Linked DNA regions of Homo sapiens: region 2 is linked to region 1. Evidence: read pairs that join two places in POLR2A ChIA-PET (ENCODE). Cell type or tissue: PC-9. All regions are shown on one strand.

Region 1 (2,500 bases):
AGTGCAGTGGCGCGATCTTGGCTCCCTGCAACATCTGCCTCCTGGGTTCATGCGATTCTCCTGCCTCAGCCTCCCGAGTAGCTGGGATTACAGGCGCACAACACCGCACCTGGCTAATTTTTTACTTTTAGTAGAGACGAGGTTTCACCATGTTGGCCAGGCTGCTCTCAAACTCCTGACCTTAGGTGATCCACCCGGCCAGGCCTCCCACAATGCTGGGATTACAGGTGTGAGCCACCGCGCCGGGCCAGACTTTAAATTTTGTCATTAGCCCGCCGGGCGCGGTGGCTCACGCCTGTAATTCCAGCACTTTGGGAGGCCGAGGAGGGCGGATCACCTGAGGTCAGGAGTTCGAGAGCAGCCTGGCCAACGTGGTGAAACCCCATCTCTACTACTAAAAATAAAAAAATTAGCCGGGTGTGGTGGTGGGAACCTGTAATCCCAGCTACTCGAGAGGCTGAGGCAGGAGAATCACTTGAACCCGGAAGAAGGAGGTTGCAGTGAGCCGAGATCACGCCACTGCACTTCAGCCTGGGCGACAGAGCGAGACTCTGTCTCAACAACAACAAAATTGTCATTATTCCATAAATAATACAGTATGACAATTATTGACATAGCATTTACATTTTATTAGGTATCGTAAATTATCTAGAGTATAATTTAAAGTATCCGGGAGGCCGTGCGTAGTTCATATGCAAATACTGCGCCATGTTACATCAGGGACTTGGGCAACCTCAGATTTGGGTATCCGCATGGAGTGCCCTCTGGCGCTTGACTTCTACCGCGGCCATCGCGCTTCCATCCGCCAGGTGGCGACACAGCCGGCGCGGAGCGCCGATCTGGGCCTGCGCATGCGCGCCACGGACGAGGCAGGCCGGGTGCCTGGGCCTGGGAGCCATAAGCCGGAGAGTCTGGCGGGCTAAGCTCAGCGGCATCCGGGTTCCTTGTGGCCGCCGCAGCAGCTCGAGAACACGAATCCGTTTGGCCAAAACTGAAACAAACACACGGATGCACATATGTCTGTTTACTTCTAGGCCAGGTGCAGAGGGAACGTCTGGAATGACACTCAACGAAAACTGCGGTTACTTGGGAAGATGAGCCTTTTACCTCTCAGCCTTTCCCCTTCTGTAATGTCTTGTTTTAATGTCTTGTTGAAAACCAGAAGAGGCCGGGCGCGGTGGCTCACGCCTGTAATCTTAGCAGTTTGGGAAGCTGAGGTGGGGGTGATCACCTGAGGTCAGGAGTTCGAGACCATCCTGGCTAACACGGTGAAACCCCGTCTCTACCAAAAATACAAAAATTAGCCGGGCGTGGTGGCAGGCGCCTATCATACCAGCTACTCGGGAGGGTGAGGCAGGAAAATCGCTTGAACCCGGGCGGCGGAAGTTGCAGTGAGCAGAGATCGCGCCAATGCACTCCAACCTCAAAACAAAACAAAACAAAAAAGTAAACAAAAAAAACAGAAGAAAGGCAGGGCAGGACCACGAGCTCTGAGGGAGATTAGTCATCCACTTCCTCTCCCTGCCGACTATCCAGAAATTCCATCCTCATTAGCATCCGTATTAGGAGAGGAAACACACCCAGGTTTTACTGGAACGGGAGCTATGTATTCAGCCTTTCTTGTTTAAGCCACACTGCCCCTGACTGTAAGGACCCTGATGCAACCTTCTCTGCATCATGTATGGAAGCAAATCCTACGTGGACTTCTATCTTCTGAGGACTCAGGCGGCTCGTGGGCCATGCCAGCACTTCTAGTGTTCCTCGCTACCCTGCAATTTTAGCATGACCATTTATTTATTTATTTGTTTGTTTGTTTATTTATTTATTTATGACTACAAAGATCCAGAAGACAAACATGACCATTTCTTTCTTTTTTTTTTTTTTTCTGAGATGGAGTCTTGCTCTGTCGCCCAGGCTGGAGTGCAGTGGCACCATCTCAGCTCACTGCAACCTCCACCTCCCGGGTTCAAGTGATTCTCCTGCCTCAGTCTCCTACGTAGCTGGGATTACAGGCATGTGCCACCATGCCCAGCCAATTTTTGTATTCCTAGTAGAGAAGGGGTTTCACCATGTTGGCCAGGCTGATCTCCAACTCTGGACCTCATGATCTGCCTGCCTTGGCCTCCCAAAGTGCTGGGATCAAAGGCGTGAGCCACCGCACCTGGTCCTTTTATTTTTATTTATTTTTATTTTTTTTGAGACTCAGTCTCGCTCTGTCGCCCAGGCTGGAGTGCAGTGGCACAATCTTGGCTCACTGCAAACTCTGTCTCCCGGGTTCAAGCAATTCTCCTGCCTCAGCCTCCCGAGTAGCTGGGTTACAGGCATCACCACGCCCAGCTAATTTTTGTTTTTGTTTTTTGAGACTGAGTCTTGCTCTCTTGCCCAGGCTGGAGTGCAGTGGCATGATCTCGACTCACTGCAACCTCTGCCTCCTGGGTTCAAGTGATTCTCCCGCCTCAGCCTCCCAAGTAGCTGGGATTACAGGTGCCCCCCACCATGC
Region 2 (2,500 bases), 360 kb before region 1:
AGCCACAATTGCTTCTGTGCTGGGAAGTTGACTTACATTCTCTCGAATTGTTATAGTAGCTCCGTGAGGGGTGGGCATTATAATCTCCATTTCACAGATGAAGAAATTGAGGAACACGGGATTTGTGTGCCCAGCCCAAGGTCAATCTGCAGGATTTGAATCCAGGCCTTCTTGACTCTTGAGTGTGCTCCTGCCCTCTGCACCACCTTCCTCTCAGATACGTAAGCAAGAACAGGGACTGTCCTATAATCCCAGCACTTTGGGAAGCCAAGGCGAGCTGATCACTTGAGGTCACGAGTTCGAGACCAGACCTGGCAACATGGTGAAACCCAGTCTCCACTAAAAACACAAAAATTGGCCGGCTGCGGTGGCTCACGCCTGTAATCCCAGCACTTTGGGACGCCGGGGCGGGTGGATCACGAGGTCAAGAGATTGAGACCATCCTGGCCAACATGGTGAAACCCCACCTCTACTAAAAGTACAAAACTTAGCTGGATGTGGCGGTGCATACCTGTAATCGCAGCTACTTGGGAGGCTGAGGCAGGAGAATTGCTTGAACCCAGGAGGCGGAGCTTGCAGTGAGCCGAGCGCTCCACTGCACTCCAGCCTGGGCGACAGAGCAAGACTCTGTCTCAAAAAAAAAAAAAAAAAATTAGCTGGGCATGCTGGTGGGTGCCTGTAATCCTAGCTACTCAGGAGGCTGAGGCAGGAGAATCTCTTGAACCTGGGGGGTGGAGGTTGCAATGAGCCAAGATCACGCCACTGCACTCCAGCCTGGGCAACAGAGTGAAACTCTGTCTCAAAAAAACAAAAATGGAGACTGGATGGTCTGAATTAGCAAATGAAACTGGGGTAGCATTGTCAACAGGCTCCCCAAGACCAAGGAGTTCTCCTAAACTGGCTCTGTATCCCAGGGCCCCGAGGGGCTGGACCAGTGAAAGCACTCTCAGTAGGTTTCTAACTGCAGAAAGCAGAATGGCAGTAGAAGGAGGACCGGTCCCTGAGCGTGGGGATCTGAGCAAGTTTGGTTCCTTAGTGCCTGCTGGGTGCCGGCCCAGCACCCTGGAGGAGCTTAGAGCTTGGGATGAGATAGATATGGACCATTAATCTGAGCTTCCCAAGGACAGGAACTGGGTCTGATTCACCCTCTGTGCCTCCAGCCCCAGAGGCGGTGCCAGGATGACACACTCAGCCATTGTGTTGTCAAATTGAATTATGCCCCAATGTAGAGGAGGAAGGTTTATTTTGCCCAAGAGTAGAAGATCTTCCTAGAAGTGCCATTTGAACATCTGAAAGATAGGTTGAAAAGCCAGAGAAAGGGTGTTCTAAGCAGAGGCATTGAGATGGACAAAGGCAGGGATGTATAAAGAAGAACAGGTCACCTGGTACAGCCACAGTCTAGTGGGCAGATACATGACATTGGGTTCAAGTCAGGCTCTGCCGTCATGATCCTTTCGATTCTCTGGGCCTCAGTTTCCCCTTCTGAAAAGGAGCCCTGAGATTTGATGATATTTAATGATAACCCATGCTTGGGGATCAGGATAAGAAACTCAGATGAAAGGAGCTAGAAGTGTTTAAAAATTTTTATTAATTTAGTAATCACTGAACCAGCAATTCTCTAGGCCCTGTTGCAAGTGCTTTTTCCTAAATTAGCTTATTTAATTCTTTTTTTTTTTTTTTTTGAGACGGAGTTCCACTCTTGTCGCCCAGGCTGGAGTGGGATGGCACGATCTTGGCTCACTGCAACCTCCGCCTCCCGGGTTCAAGTGATCCTCCTGCCTCAGCCTCTCAAGTAGCTGGGATTACAGGTGTCCGCCACCACACCTAATTTTTGTATTTTTAGTAGAGACGGGGTTTTGCCATGTTGGCCAGGCTGGTCTTGAACTCCTGATCTCAAGTGGTCCACCCGCCTGGGCCTCTCAAAGTGCTGGGATTACAGGCGTGAGCCACTGCACCCAGCCTTTATTTAATTCTTTCAACAGCCCTAGAGGGAGGCACTGTAATTATCCCCATTTTACAGGTGAAGAAACTGTGGCATAGAGAGGTTCAGTGAAGTGCAGAAGGGGCAGAGCTGCAGAGCCAACCCAGGATGTCTGGCTCTGGAGCTGGCCTGGTGTGGGCCTGGGAAGGAGCCTCAGGGGAGACCTGAGGTTATTCAGACAGCAGCGGGTGGAGGTGCTGTAGCCCCAGGCTGGAGGCTCAGCCTGGGCTGATGATGGGCTGTGCGTCAGCCCCCAGGAGCCTCCACAGAGGTCAGCTCCTTTCTTTTTTTTTTTTTTTTTTGAGACAGAGTCTCATTCTGTCACCCAGGCTGGAGTGCAGTGGTGCGATCTTGGCTCACTGCAACCTCTGCCTCCCGGGTTCAAGCAATTCTCCTGCCTCAGCCTCCTGAGTAGCTGGGATTACAGGCACGCACCACCACACCTGGCTAATTTTTTTTTGTATTTTTAGTAGAGATGGTGTTTCACCATGTTGGTCAGACTGGTCTTGAACTCCTGAC

The links. Peaks named below come from ENCODE experiments on the same cell type or tissue, not always from the same donor. Only the 100,000 strongest peaks of a DNase experiment are listed, where the experiment ranks them.
Region 2: POLR2A ChIA-PET joins it to region 1 with 10 read pairs; 3 of 35 experiments call an interaction of 5 or more read pairs at or near these places.

What each region holds. Positions count from the first base shown.
Region 1 is chr22:41,666,019-41,668,518 of GRCh38, forward strand. No RefSeq gene overlaps it. Among named protein-coding and RNA genes, the nearest start is that of SNU13, 22 kb to the right of the region's middle. In PC-9, CTCF peaks have their summits at 808 and 1,009; DNase peaks (open chromatin) are centred at 813 and 1,543; H3K4me3 peaks cover 1,108 bases; H3K27ac peaks cover 2,500 bases.
Region 2 is chr22:41,304,709-41,307,208 of GRCh38, forward strand. The region is part of intron 1 of ZC3H7B (zinc finger CCCH-type containing 7B); the gene reads left to right. Among named protein-coding and RNA genes, the nearest start is that of ZC3H7B, 4.4 kb to the left of the region's middle. In PC-9, no CTCF peak of the experiment used is centred here; a DNase peak (open chromatin) is centred at 1,193.